3 separate regions of the Mus musculus genome follow, and regions 1 and 2 are each linked to region 3. The links are chromatin loops, found by intact Hi-C in ENCODE. Cell type or tissue: left cerebral cortex. All regions are shown on one strand. Region 1 holds the start of Prn (prion protein readthrough transcript). Region 2 has its middle 12 kb from the start of Prn. Region 3 overlaps 5330413P13Rik (RIKEN cDNA 5330413P13 gene).

Region 1 (8,000 bases), 83 kb before region 3:
TAAAAAAAAAAACAACCTGTATGTCCTACTACTGCCCAAAATTGTGTGTGTCATGGTACATGCATGTGTGCATGCAAGTGAACATGCATGTGTATGATATTAAAATACAGATGAGTGTTCTTGTGAGCCGGAAGGTGAAGAAGGGCTTTCCAGACAAGGAGACACAAAGCACAGGCAAACGCAGAGAGATGAATTTGATGGTAATAACCAAGAAATCTTGTTCAATGCTATGAGAAAACACCATGAGCAAAGCCAATAAAACACACACAAGATGCTAATGTACATATGCTCACGGTGTTTGTAGCATTAAAGTCGGCAGGAGGGTTCTTTCTAGAGTCTACAAAGAAGCTTTACAAAAAGTAGGACATCAATTCTCTGAGAAAATGATTAATATATAATCACTAATTTGCAGTAGTGAGAGAGCCAATGGTATGTAAGCTATTAAAGTCCTTAGGAACCATATAAAATGAGAACAAAATATAAAAGGGAAGTTGAATATTGTCAAGATGGCGGACTCCTGGGGGTCCAGGAGCCCACACAGCCAGCGGGAGAACATGAATGGTAGAAATGGATAGTAAAAATGAAAAGATCAATGGTTACACAACTAAAAAGGGAGAATAGGAAGAGAACATTTTAAAATGAAGTATTGTATTTGCAAGAAATAATTTACAAAATAAATCTAGAACATGTGGACGTTCTAAATAAAATTAAGAGTTATTTGATAATATAGACACACATGTATCATTAGAAAACACAGCAACAAAGTAGAGTGGTAGGGCACTTGGCTACAATGTGTGAGGACCTGGGTTCAAGTCCCAGAATCAAAAAGTAAGTAAGTAAATGAATAAATAAATAAAACCACCCCAACATGGCAGCTATAGTTTGGACATGAGAGAGGGAAAATCTGCTCAGAACGAGAAAGCTCTAGAGAGACAGTAACTATATTTGTCTTATGAACTAAAAATCTCTGGGAAATGAGACCCCTTCCCATTAACATATAAACTATAAAAGTGACTTTAGAATGAATCCATTCAATATGTATCTTTTTTTTGTTTTTGTTTTTGTTTTTTTTTGTTGTTGTTGTTTTTCCAGACAGGGTTTCTCTGTGTAGCCCTGGCTGTCCTGGAACTCACTCTGTGACCAGGCTGGCCTTGAACTCAGAAATCCACCTGCCTCTGCCTCCCAAGTGCTGGGATCAAAGGCGTGTGCCACCACTGCCCGGCATTCAATGTATCTTTATTGAATAACTGGTATATGAATTTTAAAAAGCAGAGCTAGGTATTGGCCTACACCTATGATCCTAGTAAGAAAGCGTTTTCATTAATGTGATGAAAACATCAAGCCTGTTGCCATTTTTAGATTTTTCTAGGAGCTTACAGAGTTGTGATTTCCTACGTGAAAATGATGGAAAATCACCTGGAAAGGCCTTAAAGGGTTAAAAAAAACCTCTAAGCTCGCTAGAATGGCAGTCTTTGAAATCTGCTGCATCTAAAGACACAGTGGGTAACATTTGACATTAAGAACACAAAATATCTAGGGCTCAGCCTCAATATAAATAGCAGACTTACTGAGGAAAGCTATACAATTTTGCTGAGATTAAAAAAATACTAGAGGGTTGGAGAGATGGCTCAGCGGTTAAGAGCACTGACTGTTCTTCCAGGGGCCCTGAATTCAAATCCCAGCAACCACATGGTGGCTCACAACCATCTGTAATGGGATCTGATGGACTCTTCTGGTGTGTCTGAAGACAGCTACAGTGTACTCATATACATAAAGTAAATAAATAAATAAATATTTTCTTAAATAATAGAATAATAAAAAGACATGTATTTTAGAAACCAATATAAGAGATTGCAATTCTATCCAAATAATCCAGAGTTAACACTATTTTATCCAAATTCAGAGGACTTTAAGAAACATGGTGCAGAGACACCTGAAAGGACATGGTGTTCACAAATGCAGTCCCAGAGACTGAAAGGTGGAGGCAGGGGGATCAAGAGCTCAACCTGCCTTGGTTATGAAATGAGTTGGAAGCCAGACTGGGCTGAGCCTTGCCTGCCTGTCTGCCTAAAAAGAACTGGATGGTGGATTTAGCTCAATGCTAGAGCATCTGTCTGCTACATGTGAGACTCTGAATTTGCTTCCTAGCACCAAACCAACCAAACCAAACAACCAAACAACCCCAGCCAACCAAACAAACAACCCCAACCAACCAACAAAAAAACCCAAACAAACCCCCTAAAAACTGGAGAAATTCTGTGTAAGAACAGAATCCAGAGCAGATCTGGTCCAATGCCATGTAAACCTGCACAGACATCACAAGGTTCTGCTCATAGGAGCAACATGTGCAGTCATGGAACCATAGAGAGGAGGGTACAAAAGGTCTACGAGTCACTCAGTTATTCTATTCCTGCTATGCATAGGCATCAAGGAGCAGAGCTGCTAAGAACTTGTCCTGAAGTTGTGGCAGCCTAAGATGCTGCTGCTGAGATCCATATATATTGATCAGTCTCTGCAACCTACTAGGCTCAGAATACATACAACTTGAAGTTGAATCTGTTAAATTATGAAGCAGAGAGAATAACACTTGAGCACACACACACACACAAATACACAAAACAGGCACACAAACATATATATGTATGTATATATATATACATACATATATATACGTATATATATATATACATGCAAACACATAAAGACAATATGCACACACAAAAACACATAAAGACAGACACACATATGCACAGATAGATAGACAGACAGACCCACCCTCTATTCCCATCCCTGGGAGGAAATTTCCTATCTTTCTTGTGCTAAGTACAATTAATTCATTTCTCATCATTTGATGTCACTGGTCCTTAAGGACCTGGATCAAGCTATGAAAGATCATGGAAAACATTTTAGGGCTTTAAGTGGTATCTCAGGCCCATCTCTGGATTAAATAGAGTAAAGGGTCCGTAAGCTGACTCATTATCAGAGCTACTTTAAGAACTTTGGAAAAAAAAAATCAGCTATCCGCCCAGGACAGCCTGGATGTATTTATGGATGGAATGGGAGAGGTTGGAAAAGCCTCGCATGGAGCCTGCTGCCCGCCTGCCCGCCCTCCTTCCCTCCCTCGCAAAGCTAGGCCATCCGGAACCTAACATTTTACACTTTCTGTTAAGAGGATGCAGCTCCCTTGGAGTAGCCACACAATACTGCAGTAGCAATGAGCAGAGAACTACTGAACACAGAACTCCCAGGTTTGAGAGGGAATGCCCACACTATCCATTTATGCATTACTTTATAATGCTGTAGCCATCCCTGTTTTAGATATAAATGTATGTTTAAGTATTTATTATGCAGGAGCTCACAGATGCCTTTCAAGAATGGAATGAGAAAGTTAAAACCAACATTCAGAAAAACTAGCTGGGTGTGGTAACCTGGCTTGGAACTTGGAACTTGGCACAGGACTAGAAGGTTGCATACAGGGAGTTCCAGGTCAGCCTGGGCATAGGAGATCCTGTTGAAAAACCAAAAAACTCAACCCTCAAACCAAGAATAAACAAAAGAACAATCCCAAATTAAAAAACAAACAACAAACAAGAAAAATCCTTCATTCGACCTTTCTTATTTGAAATTTGTCATAAAAATGCCTATCTATTTTAATATTTTTAAAATGCTTTCAGTTCCTTGGCCCAGCACAGTCCTCAGGAGAAACAGTGGCCCTTGTCCCATAGAATTAAGCTGACTTCGCAAGACAGCACTGAACAGTGAGGCATAAGTGGCCTCTGGAACAAGCACGGAGGTTTTCTGGCCCCCATCTCCCCAGTTGATGATTTTTCAGTTCCCCTCCCAACCCTCCCCAAGACCATCATGATTCACAGGGCACTCACAGTCTGCTTGGCTCTCCTAAATTGGACTGGTACCACTAGGAAGGCAGAATGCTTCAGCTCGGTTGAAATGGTTCAGTTCTGAAATATACTCAGGAGTCCTTTAAAACAACAAAAAGAGAAAACTAGAATTGATAAATAAGTCTGAGAACTGAAATACAATCTAATCTAATATGCAAATCATCAAACCAATACTAAAGAGTCACGCAAAATGGAGCAGTATTTGAACATGAAAATAAGGGCAGCGCAAACATATTCCAAAAAGCAAACAGGGCATGATCTATGTTATTTTAGAAACTAAAAACCTATCCCTGGGTTCGATCCCAGCAATCCCCAGTATTTCAAGAAAAGAAGCCTGTGAACTGTTTTTTTTCCTCCCAAATAAGTTAGTGGAAATAATACAGCAACAAACAAACAGAGGAGATCAGACACATCGTCTGAGCTCTTTCAATTACTGCTCTTCTGGGCTTTTCACTGAGACAGCCTGAGTCCTGAAAAGCCTTGGTCTCCTTACCTGTACTTTGACTCTCAGTTGTCCCCAGTGATACGTGGGGCCTAAAATGAAGAGTGTTCACGATGGCCTCGGCTTCCATCATGAGCCTGTCAGTTTCTTAACTGCTTGGCTTTTACACCTTTAGGTTGATTTTTCAGTTGGATCTAATTTTCTCTAACTGCAGGCCATATGGCTCCCCTAGCCCTTTGTTTGTTCCTTCCCAGTAAATTGCCAGGAGTGGGGTTTCTGGGTCACAGCACACGACTAATAATACCTCACCAGATTGTTTTACTGCTGGGCACGGTGGTTTATGCCTGTACCAGGGCATTCTGGGAAGATGCAGGGAGGATTGCCACAAATTTGAGGCCTGTCTGGTCTACACAGCAAATTTCAGCTACATACTGAAAGCCTGTTAATGAGCTCACAAACACACTCCAAACTAACCAAGGAACCAAACAAAAAAAGCCCTAACTGACTTACAGTAGTCTCAACTAAGTATGAATGGGAAACAGAATAGTGCACTTTCAATGTCAAGTTTTACACAGACAGTTAATCTCTGAAATAAATGCCAGGCATGGGTAGCAGTTTTCTCCTTTCCAAATATGATGGAAAGGGGATGGAGGGATACTTAGAAGTTTTAAGAGCTCTGGTTGCTCTTCCAGAGGACCTGGATTTGGTTCTGAGCTCCCCTGTGGCAGGGGCTCACATAACCATTCACGGCTCTAGTGCCAGGGCATCCAGCACCCTCTCCTGACCTCCACAGAACCAGGTGTGTATACAGGCGAATGTGGATGCAAAACACTCATGCACATAAAATAAACACTAGTCTTTTAAAAAAGGAATAGACAAAAGGAACCCCAGGCAATGTCAAGTCATGATTGTTGGTTGTAAAGCAATCTTTCTAGCCCTTAAGCAGGGCCACTTGTTCCCAAACCTGACACTTTCAGGCAACCTCTAGGTTAGGGTTGCTGTTGCCATTGTCTCTGTCTATTTAATAGATGTAAAGACAACAAACAAACTTGCTTTAATTTGCATCTTATTCAGAAAATGACTCATCGTTTAGTCCCTGCTATAAATAATATGGAAAGCTTGTGTCAGATTCAAATACAACCCAAATCATCCCTTAGCTTTCTATTTCCTTCGCCTCCTCGAAGCTCTCGGATGTGTGTGTAGGTAAAGTAGTTCCTTTTCTTCATTGAATAGTTAATTTTTCAAGATGTTTGGCATTTTAATGCAAAATTTTGATTCCTGTTTGCGATATAATTAAATTTGCACGTCTTTAGTCCCATTCTCCCAGGAGTTTCTCTTAAGGAAATGGAGAATTCTGCGCACCCGCAACTGCTATTAAACCACGGTATTCAAAGTACAAGAAAATAGACAATCATGAAAACGCCTAGACAGGGCAGTGAAGGCGCACGGCGACGTTGAGAATGAAACTGTGCAAGGGAGTAATGACTGTGGTGGAATAACGAGGTAAAATTATGTTCGCTGTAGCTACTACAAAGAGAGAAGAAAACAGCCAAGGACAGTCAAAAGATGCCACCCCCATCCCCAGCGATGCTGAGCTGTGAATCTGGCTCGGGAAGGAAAGGCTGGCTCCCGGCCTGGCTGCCCTGGGATTCGGTTCCTCCAGGAGTCGCGCAGCAGGGGGTGTACAGTCACCTCCCAGCCAGACTCAGCCCCAGTCCCAGTCCCAGTCCTAGTCCCCGTGGCCTCAAGGCCCCGAGAGGCGCAGTGAGCCGAGCTTGACGACGGAAGGCTGAGTGCTCGCCAAGGCCTGGCTTCAGCAGCCCGCTTACCTGCCACCGATGCGACGCAGCGCCCAGAATCGGTCTGCTGATCCGACAACGCGGGGGAGCCGGGAGTGGAAAGGGGCGGGGCAGGCGGGAGCTAGGCTGGGCGAGGGGCGGGGCGTGATGCTCACCAATGGCCGCGCCGCGTCTCTCGCGGGGGGGTGGGGGGTGGGGGAATGAGTCACCGCTCCGGACTGGCTTAAATGCTTGTATCTGTTTAAACCGCCCCCAGTGTCAGCACTCCCTGACGACGCTCAGCAACTATAAAAATCATCTTTAATGGAAGACTGATCCAGTACCCAATGCTCCCGTTACATAATGGGTAGTTGAGAAAATGAAAGGTTACCTAACGGAGCGAGGAAGCCATCGTTGAACTTTGGTAACAAGAAATTGGTAACGAAGATTTTCGACATTTTCCCACAAACTATAAAAGAATTAGAGGCCTAGAAAGTATATTGGCCATTGCATGTTGACTTATTTATTCTCTGCTGATTCCTTCTTTTCCCCTTCTTTCCTTTCTTTTTCTTTTCTCTCCTTCCCTTTTTTCTTTATCTTTGGAGACAATCCCATAGCCCAATTTGGCCTGGTGTTCCTACTAAGTAATTTAAGCTGACCTCAAACTCAAAGCAATGCTTCTCCCTCAATCTCGTGAGTTCTAGGATTGTAGACTCGCACCACCACACCCAACTCATTTAATCACTTTTTTCTTTTATTGTGTCCAAAGGAAAAAATGCACTGCATTTAACAGCTCCCACCAAACACAGCCTGAAACAGCTTAAAGGAAATGATGTTCTTGTTCAAGATGCCTGCTGACTTGGACAGGTGAAAGCCTGCAGTCAGGAGACTCTCAAGTTCAAGGCTGACCTGGGCAACATAATGAGACCTTTTTAAAACAGGGGAGGGTTAGGAGCTGGGGCACTGGCTCAGTTCCCAAGCGTGAGGACCTGAGTTTGGAATCCAGGGACCACTGGGCAGTGATTGGGGAAGACATGACATTGACCTCTGGCCTCTACACATAGGTTGACATGCACCCTCATGTCCATACTACACATGTAACACACTCCAAAGCCATGTAAATAAATTGCTGCCAATACTGAGACAGAAGAGGTCATAAATCACAGGGAAAACATAATATCCTGTCCTCTTGCTGAGGGCGAGACACTGAAGATCATTAACAGACACAAGATTGGGTTTGGATTAAATATTTGTATCCAGTATTAGGATCCAGGGAGAGAGGGTGGTAAGGAACTATCCGAGCCAGGAGAATTATAGTTGTTTATTAAGTACTCTTGTGTAATCCTTGTGTCCCCCCACCCTGTGTGTGTGTGTGTGTGTGTGTGAGCGCGCGCATACATGGGTAGGCTCACACAGTTGTTGACAGTTGTTGGGGAAGAGGCCATGAGAGGGCTGGAAAATACAGCCTTTGGCTGAGATGATTCAATTACAGTGAAATTAGATTTCAGCGGTGCTGGTGTCTGCTTGACCTTTACTCTGGGTTCTTAATGAAGGCATTGACCATCTTCCAGAGCCTTGCCTTCCTGCCTCAGAGAATACTCATTGTGATCAGGATGACTGCATCTGTCAAGAGGGCAGGGGAGGAGTGGGAGGGTGTCTAGATTAGCTTAGGTAAGGGACCAGCTTCCCACCCCGCTTCCACCTGGCCTCCCCCACAGAGGGACTCTGAAAGGCTTGATTAAAAGACATCAAAACTCAGCTTTTTCCTCAAAGAATCAAATATCTATTGGCTGACTGCTCTCTACCCACTAGGAAGTGGCAATGAAAGCTTTTTTGGGTGGGGGTTGAGAGGTTTCTAGAGACAAAAGAGGACCAACCAGA
Region 2 (8,000 bases), 69 kb before region 3:
AAACATTGAGTTTCTATGGTTTGGGCTGAGAAGTTAGAGGAGAGCCACTCTTAATTTATAGGAGACATCTTGGTAAAAACAGTGATTGGGTGTAAGTGTGTGACAAAGTCATGGGGCCTCTATAGCAACTGAATCAAGAGAGTGATACAAGTTTGATGGAGAAGCCATGTCAGCAAATAGCCAGACCAAAGGCAGTATACATTACAAGCAATATAGTGTCATTATAAGGAAACACCCAGAGGTTGAGTTGCTTTACAAAGAAAAATGGACTATTCTGGTTCATAGTTCTGAAGGGTAAGAGACACTGCACTGGATTCTCCTGAGGAAGAGGCCTTGGTGACAGGAATGTGTGCAAAGGGAGACATGACACAGTGAGACAAGAAGCTAGAAAAAGTGCTTTGGGGCGTTGGCCTCACTCCTCTGATTTGTTCTGTGAGAACCTGGAGACTCAGAGTTCTTGGATAACGACCTCTTGTGGACAGAGTTCTTGACGGCCTATCCGTATCCTCTTAAAGGTCCATACCACTTGCTATCATTGGCACTTTATGAAGTAAGCGTCCAATGCATTGGCCCTTGGGGGGGGGTTGGGGGGAAACGGACAAAACACATCTAAACTATGAAAAATTGAGAAGTAGAGTGTCTTATGCCCTGAGCTTAGATGAGGTGCTCCTCAGCTTCCATCCCCAAATCAAAAGTTTGTGCTTCTGTAGTAAAGTCTTCCTTGTTCGTATATACATTTCCCTTTTGTGTAAATAGTTAGTAGACTGATGACTACGAGTGAGTTCATAAAACCTTGAAACTGTGAAATTTCCTAGCAGAAGTACACCATTTGCTTTCTGCTAACAGTGTCGAGAACACATGTTTTCACGGCTTTGGTATTACTTCTTAGTTTTTAAAGTGTTGGCATTTGGATGCATACAAAATTATATTTAGTAATTCAAATTTACATGATCAAAAGGTTGTTCTGGGTGTGGTGGCTTATGCTTTTAATTCTAGTATTTAGAAGGCGGACGGATGAAGATAGATGTAAATTTGAGGCCAGCGTGAGTTATGTAGTAACCTGCTACTATCCAAAAACCTGACTCTGTTTCAAAAATAAAAAATTACCAAAAAGGAGATTGGGTCTTTCATGTTTAGAGCCATTTGTTATTTTTCTTATAATTAATCACACATTTTACTTTTCCTGCAAGATAGTTGTTTTAGTTAAGGTTTCTATTGCTGTGATAAAAACACATGACCAAAAGCAACTTGGGAGGAAAAACATTTATTCCAATTTAGCTTACAGTCAGTCCATCATCCAGGGAAGTCAGGGCAGGAACCTGGAGGCAGGATGCTACTTCCTGGTTTACTACCCATGGTTTGCTCAGTTTGCTTTCTTATACCATCCAGTACCACTTGCCCAGGGCTGACACTGCCCATAGCCAATCACTAATCAGGAAAATGCACCCCAGGATGCCCACTGGTGTTTCTCAAGTAAGATTCTTCACAGATAATCTTATTTGTGCCAACTTGACATAAAAATTAGCCAGCATGGTCCTGGTAGTGGGGGTGAGGGTGGGGTGGGGTTGGTGGTCAAGGATGGAGTTTCTGGTAGTCCTGTTTTAGGGTGTGAGAGTGGGGGAGCCAGCTGACCAGCTCAGATATCTCTCAGGTCCAGATCCAGAACTTTGAATTAGTCCACCCCAACATCTCCCTATCAATGAACTGTTGGATCGCATGAAGGGGCGGGTCCTACAGATCCAAAACTACAGAATCGCCACGACATAGGGCAACATCAACAGGATATCTTAGAGAGTCCCAGTGAGGTTCCAGTAGTGATAGAGTAGAAGAAGCCAGAGACCTCATACCAGACCAACGAGTCCTTGCAATGGATGTTTGCAACCAAAGAAGTGTGGACAAAAGGGTATATTGTAAGATACACTGTGACACACTACAGCTTTTACAACAAGATGTTCCCACACACACACCCTGTTGATGGAGAGGTTGTAAGGGTGTATGATATAAAATTAACAAAGAACCAATAAAAAGTTAAAAAACAAAACAAGCCAGCACAATTGACATCTTGTCAACTTGACACATAAACACATCACTTATTAAGCCATAACCTTTTCCTTTTTCTTGCCCCCAAGATTTCATGTGAATATTGATATGATAATATAAAACATTTTAACTTTTAAAAGTCCCACAGTCTTTAAAAATTCAAACACTTTAAAAATCCAGTCTCTTGAAAATACCCGGTCTCAAAAGTATCCAAAATCTCTCTAAAAACCCCAAAGTCTCTTCAAAACTCTAAATCTCCTTGAGATTTCAGTCTCTCAACTGTGGGGTCCTATGAAATAAAAAATAAGTTATGTACTTCCTTATTCCGAGAGAGAACAACTAAGGCACAGACAGAACCAAACTGCAATGGAATCAGACACACGACCTTCTGGGCGCCAAGGGGCTTGGCAGCAGCACGTTTCTGGTTCTGCTCTCTGCAACACACACAGCTTGTCTTCTAGACTCAAGCAGTCTCTCCTCCATGGCTGCCTCTGTTCTTTGTGGTCATCCCATGGTGCTGGCATCTTCAAAATGTTAGAGTCTTCATTGCAACTGGGCTGCACCTTTACCCGTAGCCTCTCCAGAGCTTTTTTCAGAGACTCTAAGCATGCCACATAGTGTCAAGCCTCAGTTGCTCTCCACAGCCCCTTCAGTCCTGGGTTTCTCACTGCTGCTGAGTCTCTACCTTCACCGATGGCCTCTTCTAGCCTCTCACAGTGCTAAGCCTCAGCTACTCTCCATGACCCCTTCAAGCCTTCAAAGCCAGTACCACTTGGGAAACTCTTACATACTACCAAGTTTGACTGCCAGCATGAGGCATGACCTCATCCCGCTCTGGACTGAAGAGATGCTCTGAAACTTATGGTCTTCAATGATGCTGGTCTTTTCTTGATCACTGCTAATTTCTCAGCTCTAGCTAACCAGCATCCACTGTCCCAGTTTCACTTTAATGGCTCTGATCGCCTTTGAATCACAACCAATTCTTCAGCCCCGGTTGACCAATATCAGATTCTTAAAACTCAAAATAATGGAGGGACCTATAGTCTTTAAGAGACTCCAGAACTTCCCTATGAAACTTCACAAGCCAGGCCTCCACCATCTACATTGCTTTCAACATTCTTAACTCTCAAGGTCCCACAGAAAAGCTGGCTGAGCTCCTAGAGTCCAGTGACTTTTTCAGCCCAAAGTTCTAAAATGCTACCACAATCCTCCCCAAAACACACCGTCAGGGCTCTCACACAATACCCTACCACCCGGCACCAACTTCTGTCTTAGTGTCTACTGCTGTGATAAAATTCTGTGGCAAAAAAAAAAAAAAAATAGGGAGAAGGGTTTATTTCATCTTCCAGTGTGTAGCCATCACCTAGGGAAGTCAGAATAGGAAACCCAGGCGGAACCTGGAGGCAGAACTGATGCAGAGGTCATGGAGGGTGTTACTGACTTGCCCCTCATGGCTTGCTCAGCCTTTCTTACATCATCGACCACCTACTAAGGGGTGGCACTACCTCATGGGATGGGCCCACTCCTGTCAATCATAAATCAAAAAGTGTACCACAGTGTGTCTACAGGCTAATCTGGTGGGGGCATTTTCTAGATTAAAATTTCTTCTTTCTAGATAATCCTAGCTTGTATCAAGTTGACATAAAAACTAGCCAGCACAAAGATTTGTTTGTTTGTTTGTTTTTTGTTTTTGTTTTTAATAGTTAGAAGCCAATTTTGGTCTCCTTCATGTATCATAGATATTTTACTTTGATTTCATTTAAGATACAAACTTCCACACTTAGTAAACATAACCGTGTCGTGTAGAAAATGGAAAGCGTAAGGTTGTGCCTTGGACAGTGTGCTACAGAATACCCAAGAGTTTGTAATTCATGCATAATGGGGATTTATTTCTTACAGTTTTGGAAGCTGAAAGTCCAAAGCCAAGGTCTGCCCCTGGCCATGGCTGTGCACCTGTGTCACCTCAAGGTGGAAGAAAGGACAAAAGTGAGCATAGGTGGAGGAAGAAACAGACGCATCCTTTCCCTGCATCATAGCAACTTACCTCCTCCTACGACCTTGCTACTGATGAGTATCAACAGACTCATCAGAAGGAAGCCCTGGTGTCCTGGTCACCTCTAACATGTCTACAGCTTGACACCGTTCCACAGGAGCTATGAGAGACACACTTGAGTCTAAGCAGGCTGACACATTGATTTTTTTTCAGACACCTTGCAGCTTCCAGCTTTCAAAGGATCCCCCATTTATTTTAAAAAAAAAAATGCACCACGAGGATAGTGCTTTTAATTTGCATTAAAAAATTAAATCTTTGTTCCATGAAGGATAAGTTCGATCAAAAGGAAGCCACACTACTTGTTTTCCGCAAGCGGCTGACAGATCGTCCTCACAGATGGCCTCCTAGGATACAGATTTTTCTCCACTGCTTGGAAATGTCATCTGTAAAATAATGTATGGAATTTTCATGTGCACTTGAGTTTATTATGTATTTTAACTTTTTTTGTCTGCTAATTTTTATGTTTTCTTTTAAATAGTTACTATGGTAGTCTCACCATTTGCTTTAATGTCTCTTAGTCTTAGCTTACCTACACTTTTTTTCTCATTTCGTCCAGACATTTCTTTGACTCTTTGCAGTTGTTGGTTTTTTTTTTTTTTTTTTTTGAAATAAAAATGGCAGCAGTAACACGCATGCCCGTGCTATGTGCCAGGCGCTGTCGGAAACACTTTCATGTGTTAATTAATTCAGACTTTCATTACAAGAGCTTTTATTAATTCCATTGCACATCTGAGGAAATTGGCAGTGATAGTTGTAAGGCTGGTGACAAAGACAGACAATCGGCTGGAGAGATGGCTCAGTGGTTAGGGACCTGGGTTTGGTTCTCAGCACCCACACCGCAGCTCATGGCCATCTGTGACTCCAATTCAGAAGGATATAGTTCTTCTGGTCTTTGGGGGCACAAGACACACAGATATACATGTAGACAAAATATACATGTACATAAAATTAAATTACATTAAATGTTAAAAAAAAAGGACAGACAGACAAGGGAATTAGTAATTTGAAGATGGCACGCCTTTATTGTGGGCAAGGCTTGCAGAGGGGCACCAGAGTGCCCACCATCTATTTGTAAGTAGGCAGAGAGATTGAAAGGGGACTAAAAAGCAGCTTTTTTTTCTTTTTTTTCTTTTAATCCAGTGAGGAAAGTAAGATGAGTAGTCAATTTTAAAATGTCAGGTATTCATAAACATTGATTACTGTGAGGGATGATTCTAGAAACACAAGTTACTTTATCTGTGGGAGCCAAATTACTTTAGTTTGAAGAGCAGACATTGTTTAGGCAAAATGGAGGAGCTTACAACATGTGTGACCATGACTGCCGAGAGCAAATCGAGTTTGCAGCAGAACTCAGACATACTTTCTCGTCTCTTGTTTTGTTCTCCTTCCTCAGCAGAACTAGAGATTGAATCTAGGACCTCATGCATGTGGAGTGAGACCTGTGCCACTAAGCCATAGCCTTATCCCTCCCTTTCATTTGGAGTAAGACTGTATCATGTGGGTGCGGGGACTCGAACCTGGTCCTCCCTCTGCCAGAGCAGCATCTACTGTTAACCACCAAGCCGTCTCTCTAGCCTCCAATCAGATCTTTGCATCTCTCATAGTTCTCTTTCAGTTTGTTTTGCATTATTGTCAGAGACCTTGCCATTGTCTTCCAGGCTTTTAAACAGATCATGTACACTTCGTATCAAGAATATTTCTATTCTAGCTATGTTGGTTTTCATTGCTATTATGAATAGAATATTTTCTTTCATTATATTTGATATATATATGTATGTATGTATACTTTCCATTTGATTAGAGAAAAACATTTTAATGCTAATTCACAGTCTGCCAACTCGCTAAAGTCTCAAACCATTTTTGAGACTTTACATTCACTCAAAGGCATTTCTAGGCTGTCCCTTCCGATTCCAGGAACTTGCTCACAGTAGCCATGAATTATGATGACAAACAGGGCCTCCTTTGTGTAGCATTTGCCATGATTTCTCTGTCTTTGCTTGGACTGGGGGAGGCTTTTAGAACTGTGGTGGATCCAGGGGCAGTAGTGCTGCCCTTGCTTGGTCCTTCCGGTAAAGGCCGCACCATTCAGCACAGGACCATGGGTGATAGTGAGGAAATATCTATGTTTACCATCATACTAAACATTAAGTTAATCCAGGAATGGACTTTGTTAAATGTCACTTCCCTGTCTATACCTTCAAACACATGACTTACAGTACATATGAATTACAATATATTTTCTAATATCGAACCACTTAGCGATGATTTTTAATGACTGTTAGGCCTATTCTAAGTTTTTATTAGGTATTTAGCTCATTTACATTTCCAATGCTATACCAAAAGTCCCCCATACCCACCCACCCCCACTCCCCTACCCACCCACTCCCCCTTTTTGGCCCTGGCGTTCCCCTGTACTGGGGCATATAAAGTTTGCAAGTCCAATGGGCCTCTCTTTCCAGTGATGGCCGACTAGGCCATCTTTTGATACATATGCAGCTAGAGTCAAGAGCTCCGGGGTACTGGTTAGTTCATAATGTTGTTCCACCTATAGGGTTGCAGATCCCTTTAGCTCCTTGGCTACTTTCTCTAGCTCCTCCATTGGGAGCCCTGTGATCCATCCATTAGCTGACTGTGAGCATCCACTTCTGTGTTTGCTAGGCCCCGGCATAGTCTCACAAGAGACAGCTACATCTGGGTCCTTTCAATAAAATCTTGCTAGTGTATGCAATGAAAAAAAAAAAAAAAGAAATGCATTTTGACACTCTCAAGAATGGCTGAGTGGCAAAATGTTTGTCCTTCTGCCCTGTTAGCTGTTTGAGGAGAGAGATTTTTGCCAAGAGACTCATTAGTATGAGAAAATGAGTGGTTCACTCCTACAGCAGACAGAGCCAGCCTTTGACAGTGTCCAGACCTGCACCATGCTGCAGAGCTCTGGCACAACAGAACGATCAACAGGGTGGAAAGCGAGAAACAAGATGGGAAGAAGTATTCAAAATCATAAACATCCAGCAAGGAGCTGATACCTAGGACAGTTAAGGAATTCAACTCAATGGAAAAAACAAACCCAGACAACCTGCTTTTAAAGTGGACCTTGTCAGTTGCTTTTCTTGTAGCTCTGACCAAATCTTTGATACAGACAAGTTTAAGACGGAAAACTTTAGTGAGATCTGGGTTTTCAGGCACAGCAAGGCAGCTCAGTGGGTTCCATGCTGGCCCAGGGATCAGAACAAGGGGATGCTGGTTCTCAGTTAGCTCTTCCCTTTTCCTCTCTTACTCTGCCTGCACCCTGCGCCAATGGGATGGTGACAGACTGTCTTCTCCCACCCCTCCTGGAAACACACCTAGAGTGTACCTCATCAATCTCCTAGGTGACTTAAAATGGAGTCAAGTTGGCAATAAAGACATACCAGTTACAAGACCTAATCAACATTTCCCAAAGGAAGACACAGTGGCCAACAGGCATATGAAACAGATCGCTATCCATCACTACTCATCAGAAATGGAAATCAAAGCCACACTGACAGAGAGTGGGTATTATTTTAAAATCCCCAGAGAGAAATATTGATGAGGATATCAAGAAAAAGAAACTTGAAAATGTTAAGAAAATAAATTAGTATAGCCATGTGGAAAAGTGTGAAGGTTCCACAAAAAGATAAAGGTTAGACTAACTTTTACTGTATCAGCAACCCTGATATAATGTATATATCCTACGGCAGTTGAAAACAGCTGGTCCAAGAGGTTCCTGAATTCTCCTGGAATACCATTCACAGTGGCCAAGCCACACTGATAGACTTTTTTGTCTATCAATGAACAGGGGAGAAAGCAAGTGTGGTATGCAGCTATAATGGACTACAACTCAGCCAGAGAACGAAACCCTGCTGTTTGCTGTGACACCAGGGAGAACCCG
Region 3 (8,000 bases):
CTTCTCTCCGGTTCTTTTCCTTCTGTTGATTTGTCTTGTCTAACTTTGATGTACTAGTTTTTAGTTTTTAATCTTATTATATTTAATTTTGTGACATTAAAAAAAATGAATGGACAGGTGGGTGGATGAATGAATGAGAACCTAGCTGTTGTTTTTGTTTGGGGTGGTTTGTTGTTGCTGTTATTGCTGGGTTTTGTTTTGTTTTGTCTTATTTTTTTTTTTTTAAGAGAAATCAATCCAAGTAAGCCATGGGAGGAAGCCAGTCAGCAGGCATCCCTCTGTGGTCTTTGCGTATGTTCCTGCCTCCAGGTTCGTGTCCTGAGTTTCCTGAACATGTCAGCTGAAAATGTCATATGAAATAGCTCCTTCCCTCCACAAGTTGCTTTTGGTCAAGGTGTCTTATCATAGCAGTAGAAACTCTGAGACAGAAACCATTAACTAAGAAAATATATAAAAAATTATAGATAGAAAAATATTTTTTGGTAGAAGATTAAAGAGGAAAATAAATGTTTTCAGGTAAGACATTATTTTAGTTCTGTCTTACACTAAAATGATGCTTCAAAATTAAAGAAGAAAAGAGACGAGGACAAAACCCAAAGCATAGGCATGCCACAGGACAACTGTGTGAGCCACAAAATGATTCATGAAAGGCAAGACTTTGTAAAAGATGGTCTTCTTGTGACTATCTTTGCTGTAATTTTCTTATGGGCAGATTATTGATAATTCTTATTTTATTGCTCAATAAACATATGAGGAGAAAACTGCAAAAGTAGGTAGTGAGTCACCAAACTCCCCAAATAATTTTTAAGTGTAGCTCTTGGACTTCCTAACAACAAATAAAATAGAGACAGTCTGAACTGCCCAGGGGAGGATTATAGCCAAGGGAACAAGCTCAGTTAATGTAATAGCTTTATTCCTGGGGAATGGTGTTTTCCCCAGGCAGACAACCTGCTGCTCAGGAGGAGCACCCCACCCCCTAGCAGAAGAGAGGCTTTTAAAGGGACAGCAACTTACTCCAACTGTGACAAAACCAGGACACTGGAAAAGGACAGCACCGCGTGGGGTTCTAAAAACAAAACAAACAGTGGTGTCTCTCTTTGTAGAGGGGCAGAGCTCAGAATATAGGCTCAGCTCCCTCCATGGCTGTCCTTAAGGAAGCCATCCAAGGCTGGCTCCCAGATGAAAACCCCAGTGGGGGGCTAGAGAGATGGCTCAGCAGTTAAGAACTTTGTTGCTCTTGCAGAGGACCTAGGCAGGCATGTAGTACACATACATGCACACAGGCAACACATTTATGCACACAAAGTAAAATAAATTAAGGGGAAAAAAACCAGTGGAATGAATGACTCAACCATCAGGTATATTGGGTAACTTTCGATGTGGCAGGTTAAAACTGCTAATTTTTCAGTATGGGGACTTTGTTCTCTGCCTTAATTGATAACCCAAGGCCTGTTTTAAACAAATGTATGTAGTCACCAGTGTTTATGGGAATAGCCCGAAGTCTAAGGAATGATTGTTGTCAGGTTCAGCCTTGGAAACTGCTCTTTATGTGACAGAGAGGCAACGCATCTGGCAGTGCTCATTCGAGGTCCAGCTAGACGCTGTAGCCAGGATAGCCAGGTGCTTACAACCTGGAACAGCCTATGATAAAGTCTGGAGGCTGCAGACATGGCTGGGACACCTCTTTCCCAAATCAAGTTTAAACCCTACCTTATGCAGAAACAACAACAATTTTAAAAAATGGATTCAACAAAGGCCAATACCATCCTTGTTGTCTTAAATATTAAAAAAAAAAAAAGAAGGTGGTTCATTAGCATGTTAGTGAAAGTATAACAAAGTAAAAACAGAATTCTAGGCCTTTAGGCCCAGGCTTGGGAATGTGGCCTTTGTAAAGGTATGCTAATCATAAAACAGATAGCGACATTCCTCTACCCACCTGCTTCCTGGGTTCAAAGAGTGCTCATTCAAAGAAAGTCACCCTGACCACTACCAGAACCTGAAATGCAAATGTGCTGTTGTTAGGGGCTCTTAGAAGCTGTCTTGAGAGTTAACAATTACCAAGTATTCCTTGTGACTCTTGTAACTTTACACTTCCTTGTGACTCTTAACTGGTATCTTTGGTATCTTCCAACAACGCCCTCCCCACTTCCTTGAGTTGTGGTTTCTTCCTTTAAATACCCCCCTTACCCAGCTACTCGGGGCGCCACTCTACCCCTGCATGGTGTATGACCGTGGGCCCAAGAGCGCTCTTGAATAAAAATCCTCTTGCAGTTTGCAACAAGACCGTTTCTTGTGGGTGATTTTGGGGTGTCGCCTCTCCTGAGTCAGAACGTGGGGGAGTCCTCACGTTGTGAGTCTTTCATTAGCTGCAAAGGAAGATTTTTACTACTCTAGTCACTTGGCCTTTGGGGGGAAAAAGATTAAGTCCGTAGTCCCCAAAGTCTTAGGGGGTCTGTTTGCTTTAGTGACGGGAGGGGGGGGGGACTGAGCCACCACCTTTCCTAGCCTACACCAAAGGACAGCCACACTCCAAGAAAAACTAATTGTTTATTAGCTTTTGCTTCCCTGACAAGGATGTGGGTGTCCTCTGATGTTTATTGATGGCTCCTCAGGAGGCACGAAGACCTGCCTCACCCCCACCCCCCCACCCCCACCCCCGACTAAAATAACAAAATAACTGGAGAAGTTATTCTGCAGCAAATCTATCCCACCTCAGTCTCTACAGCCTCAAGACCATTTTAGAGACAAGGCTGTTCATGCCATAAATCAAGACTTAAAAGTTCTCTTCAAACAAAGTAGCAAGCACACTAACTAGGTCTCCCACACAGTATCCATCAAACCGGTTTAGGAGCCTGTTGGCAGCTGGAACCTTTGTGCTGTGGTTTGCTTATTGTGTTTCTTTTAGTCCTCTTCAGTAACATACCTTGACTACAACCTAACACTATATACCACCCCCACCCCCCCATTGGATTCCTTCTTAAAACTGATGTGTAACTACATCCTATACATTTTTATAGTGTGGAATCTTCATTCCTAAACTCAAAAAGTTAATGTGACTAGGAAGAGCTAATTTAATGGCCTAAGGGTAGTGCAGAGACAAGTGAGACTCGGGTCTCTAATATGTACAAACTCATATTAAGTCTATGACTGATTCTACCCTAAGTGTTAAGTATTTACTATTATAATGATTATCAGGCATCTCGTGATAAATAGGCCTTGCTATTCTTAGTGCTGGTCTTAGACCTGACAATCTCCTATGTGCTTTATTTTCGGTGTGGTCTTGCTATACTGAGAGGTGATGCCCTTTCGCCAAGATTCCTGCTAAACGATGATCTTCTCTCTACAAGCTTAGGCCTTCTTATTCTCCCTTAGGGAAGACTTTTGATCCTAGAAGAGAAGTCTGTCACCTGTGTACTCCTGAAATATAGGTGACAGAAGATAGATTGCCAGTCTTCATCAACTCTTAAGATGAAGAGATCTAAGTCTCAGAGGGAGAAGCTGAGGCAGAGTAGGAAAGGACAATTAGGAGAATATGGGAAGGAAATGAGCCCCTACCCAAACTCTGTCTGACCGCAGATTCTCACCAGCTGAGAATTCCCACACAACTAAGGACAGTTGCTCAGTCTGTCTCTGCTACCCTCCCTGTTAGAGGTGTGTGGTAGAGTGCCTGATATAAGAATATTCTCCTCTTTTGTTCGGTCTCCAGCATGACAGCATGACATATCCCCCCCCCCCCCCCAGCTAACAATGAAATAACGAGGGGAATATGCTTCTATACCCAACCCTATCCCCCTACCCCCCTTTCTTTCACATTTTCACTTTGAATTCTTTCTCATTTTAGGAAACTGATTCTCTTGGAGGCTGGGCGACCATCCAGGGCCAATCTGGGGACAGATTGGGGAATCACACAGTTATATTAGTATCTGTAATTTAAAGACTCACTTGACTTAATCATTAAAATTCCCGTCGTTGCTACAGAATCAGGGCTTGTTGTTGTTGCATTTGGAGAGAAATATTCAAGGACCCAGTCCCAACTTTGATGTAGACATTACCTGTGACTTAGAGCCAGGTCAGGGCCACCTGAGGTTAAGAAGTAGAAGAAAGCGTTTTTTTACGAAAGGGTAAGTGCCTTCTGGGTCTCAGGCACCATGCTTGGGGATGCTGGGGAGTCATTTCATATGTAAACTACCTGGATGGGCCGTGAGGATCCCACCAAAGCACCAAGAAAGAACAGCCCATTCCTTTTCTGACTGGAAAATAGAGCCCACTTCCCCTAGCGCCGCCGGTGAAAGAAGCCTTTCTTTGAGTGTGCAGCGGCACCAGAGGGCGCCTGGAAGGAAGAAAACCCTGGGTCTGCTTAGACCTTTCCTCCTATTGCAATGGTTTCCTTGAGCCCAGGCGGTCCAGAGCGCAAGCCAAGGTTCCACAGAAGCCCGCACAGAGGACAGAGGGCTGCTGTATTCAGCACTGTGATCTCCTGCCAAAAAACCCGAACCCCACAGGCTGCATTTGGAAGGACGTCCCCTGTCCAACCGCACCTAAGACAGCTTGAAGGAACTTGAAAGGTGGAGGGGTAGAGTGACCTTCTAAGCTGCCTGGCTACCCGACAGCTACTGGACACTACTCTTCCAGAGATAACTGGAAGTCTAGCTTTGATTTTCCATCATGGCTAAGCAATACTGGAGCTGTCCCTTGATCCTCCCACTGCTTTGTGAAATTAGAGTGGGTGGCCCAACCACAAGGCTGGGATACTTTGAATGAACCGATTTTTTTCCTTTTTTTCTTTTTCTTTTTCTTTTCCTCTTTTCTTTTCTTTTTTCTTTTTTTCTTTTTTGGCTTTCACTGTCATGGTGCAATAGTTTGAAAATCAGGGCAAGACTTCCGGAGGGAAAATGAGATCATCTCAGAGAAAATGCTCAGCAAGTGCCCCCTGGTGGTTGGTTTTTAAATTTTGCTCTTGATTGACAATGGTTTGTATTTATGGGGTACAATGTGTCTGACACTCTTATGCTAACGAAATAAGCTTTCTGTATTCGGTTGTTCTCAGATGACAGAGACTGTTTATATGTCTTCATAGAGACTCCTGCACACACACACCTTCCAGCTGCTTGTCTCCAGGATGACGGGGCTCCATCCTTCTCAGTTTGTCAAGGGCCCCCCAAAGTGTGTTAGTGTAAGATTTGGGGTGTTGGGTGATGTGATTTGGTTTAATACTATTTGAGGGGCATAGCATAACCTGAATTGGGGAATCTTTGGAGAAGTAATGTTATTGAAACCTCAACATGGGAATTGTAGACCCTTGTCATTCAATTTTACTAACACTTACCAGGGCAGGTATGGCACCCCACCAGAGATGCAAACCCACCACTCCTTCCACCCCTACATCCACCCTTTAAAACTGTACCAGCATGCCACTCCTCCGTATACCTCCCAAGCTGCCCTGTTCCCTAAGTATAGAATCTGGACTGTAGCTGTTTCATTCTCTCTCACTGCTCATGAGGAGAGACCCAAGCCTTACCATTATCTTTCCACTGAGCCTTTATGTGAAAATCCACATTGCTTTCTTTGAAGTCAGAGAAGACATGTTGATTGGCATATGTCTAAGTTCTGTCCACCTTCTTGCTCCCTAGAGGGCTCTGAGCTGTCCAGCCATTGGTACCCACCCATCAGCACTGTTACCCACCCATCCCCCATCAGCATTGGTACCCACCCATCCCTATCAGCACTGGTACCCACCCATCCCCCATCAGCACTGTTACCCACCTCATCAGCACTGGTACCCACCCATCCCCCATCAGCACTGGTAACTGCCCTACCACCACTAGCACCACCACCACCACCACCCAGGCTGCCGTATGCTTCCCTCAAGGTCTCCCTGCTTAGCCTCCTGCTCTACCGTTCTCTCCCAGGTTTCAGCAGCAGCTGCTCTTGATCCGCCTCTCTGGCTCCTGCTTACTTGCCTTGGGGTTTGTGATGATCATAAGATCTCCAGCTACCACCCCTCTAGGCTTTGTTGCTGGGGCCAGGCATGGCAATCAGGACTTACAAACAGAACCTTATTTAATTCTCATAATTGCCTTATGTGGGAGGTTCTATTACAACACTCACTTTACAGACTAGAGAACGAAGGCTCAGAGAGACTCAGTAACCTACCCAATAGCCCACAGCTAAGTTGGTAGCAAAGCAGACCTTGAACTTGGGTCTAATATACAGCTGTTAGTTGATTGCCACCCTGGGGACTGTTACTGTACCCTTCCATCCCCTCCTTGTCTTCCCTCTGCTTGCTACTTCCTCTCTCTTTTGGATGTATAACTGTTTTTCCTCCCCTGTCTGAGCATGCCTCCTCAAAGTTCAGCCTCCAGTTTGACATTCTTGTACTCTGAAAGAACCTTCAAAGTGTAGCTTTCCAGGGCAATCTCCTCATTTATGAGCTCCTACTTTTTCCATCTCACTCTGCTCAAGTCCCTCAGTTACTCAGCTGTCACCTCTCTTCTTGTCAGATGCAGGCCCCTCTCTCCCCTGTCTTCTTTATCTGCCTAATCCACACACCCATCTGACCCCTCAGTGACTCTGTCACCCTCTCTCTCCAGAGTCCTTTGTTGGCCATACTTGGCATGGTCACCACTGTTACCATCTCTACAGGGGCCCCTGGTTTCAGCACCTACTTCCCCAACTGGATCTATCTCCCCACAGTGACGTGAGCAATTGCTCATGAGCCAGAGCTCAAATGAGATGAATGAAGTTAGCTCCACACAACACAGAATCTTCAGGGCTTTCTCCACTTAGATCTCATAGCTCCCCTAGGTGGGTAGCTATTCTCATTTCCCCCATTTTGCAGATGGGAAACCAAGTCTCAATGATAACAAATACGAACTGTATTTGAATTCAAGCTGGTATTTGGACTCAGGCTAATTCCTGAATGCCTGGGCATAACCACTGCCCTACACTGTCTCACGTGACACTCCTGCTCAACACCATTTGGTGGCTATTGCTGAGCACAAACTGCCTCAAAGCCCCTAGAATCCTTGCCAATACATACCCCTAGCATTAGCATCTGATACTGTCCTTTCTGCATCCAAGCTTCAAGCAAACTGCCTTCTTTGCTGCCTAGAACACATCTTCTTAAGGGTTTCCTGCTTTTAGCCTTTGGTGACACTGCTCCTGTGACAGAGATGCCAGTCTCCTCCTCCTCCCTGTGGGCAAGCTGGGTCCACACTTAGAAGCTTGCCTCAAGTGCCACAGCCTCAGTGAAAATGTCTAATTTCTTTCCCAGCCAGGCAGGGGTGTTCTGTCCTTCCTGAGTTCTACTGCCCTGCCTGTGGCCTCAGTCCATAGGCCCACTCAAAGTTACCTCCTTCCTGCTTGAGTTCTGCTGTAGCTGCAGATAGGTACCTTTCCCTGCATCTACCCCAGCTGTCTACACCCCAGGAGCCCAAACAGTGCCACCCAATGGGTGGGCAGATGTTAGTGCTGGTGTTAAGAACGTTATCTGACTAGCCAGGCATGGTGGCACATGGCTTTTATCTAAGCACTAGAGAAGCAGAGGCTGGCTTGGTCTGCAGAGAGAGTTTCAGGACAGCCAGAGGCTGTCAGGCTATACAGAGAAACCCCGTCTTAAAAAGAGAAAAGTTGTCTGGTACCACTTCACACTCATTGGGATGTTATCACCCAAAACCCTAAAATAATAACAAATGGGGGCAGGGTTGGGGGAGACGGGACTCCTTACTTCCTGTCTCTGGGAGTACACTGACTGTGAAAACAGTAAGGCAGTCCTCCTAAACACTGTACAGAGAATGAGCACAGACCCAGAAATGAGCCTATTTCTGGTTACATAGTCAAAAATACAGAGAGCAGTGACTTAGAGAGATATCTTCACACCCAGGTTTACAACAGCATTATTCATAACAATCAAAGACAAAAGTAGCCTAACTGTGTGTCTCTAGATGGATGTAATAAATATGGTGTGTCTAAACAATGGAAGATCAGTCAGCCTTAAGTGA

Evidence for each region. A loop is a pair of places that touch in the nucleus more often than their neighbours do. Peaks named below come from ENCODE experiments on the same cell type or tissue, not always from the same donor. Only the 100,000 strongest peaks of a DNase experiment are listed, where the experiment ranks them.
Region 1: it touches region 3 in a loop (7-fold over the local background); 4 of 42 quality-filtered maps call a loop at or near these places.
Region 2: it touches region 3 in a loop (2.0-fold over the local background); 8 of 42 quality-filtered maps call a loop at or near these places.

Annotation. Positions count from the first base shown.
Region 1 is chr2:131,908,174-131,916,173 of GRCm38, reverse strand. It overlaps Prn (prion protein readthrough transcript), which reads right to left and starts at 6,246. Exons shown (of 5, transcript NM_001278259.1): 1 at 6,171-6,246; 2 at 3,882-3,979. Prnp (prion protein) reads right to left here and starts at 6,246. Exons shown (of 3, transcript NM_011170.3): 1 at 6,171-6,246; 2 at 3,882-3,979. In left cerebral cortex, no CTCF peak of the experiment used is centred here; DNase peaks (open chromatin) are centred at 2,138, 3,152, 4,587 and 6,280; H3K4me3 peaks cover 5,297 bases; H3K27ac peaks cover 3,749 bases.
Region 2 is chr2:131,894,313-131,902,312 of GRCm38, reverse strand. No RefSeq gene overlaps it. Among named protein-coding and RNA genes, the nearest start is that of Prn, 12 kb to the left of the region's middle. In left cerebral cortex, no CTCF peak of the experiment used is centred here; no DNase peak of the experiment used is centred here; H3K27ac peaks cover 351 bases.
Region 3 is chr2:131,825,157-131,833,156 of GRCm38, reverse strand. All of the region lies in intron 2 of 5330413P13Rik (RIKEN cDNA 5330413P13 gene), which reads left to right. Among named protein-coding and RNA genes, the nearest start is that of 5330413P13Rik, 18 kb to the left of the region's middle. In left cerebral cortex, CTCF peaks have their summits at 4,312 (motif pointing right) and 4,937 (motif pointing left); DNase peaks (open chromatin) are centred at 4,403 and 4,927; H3K4me3 peaks cover 369 bases; H3K27ac peaks cover 797 bases.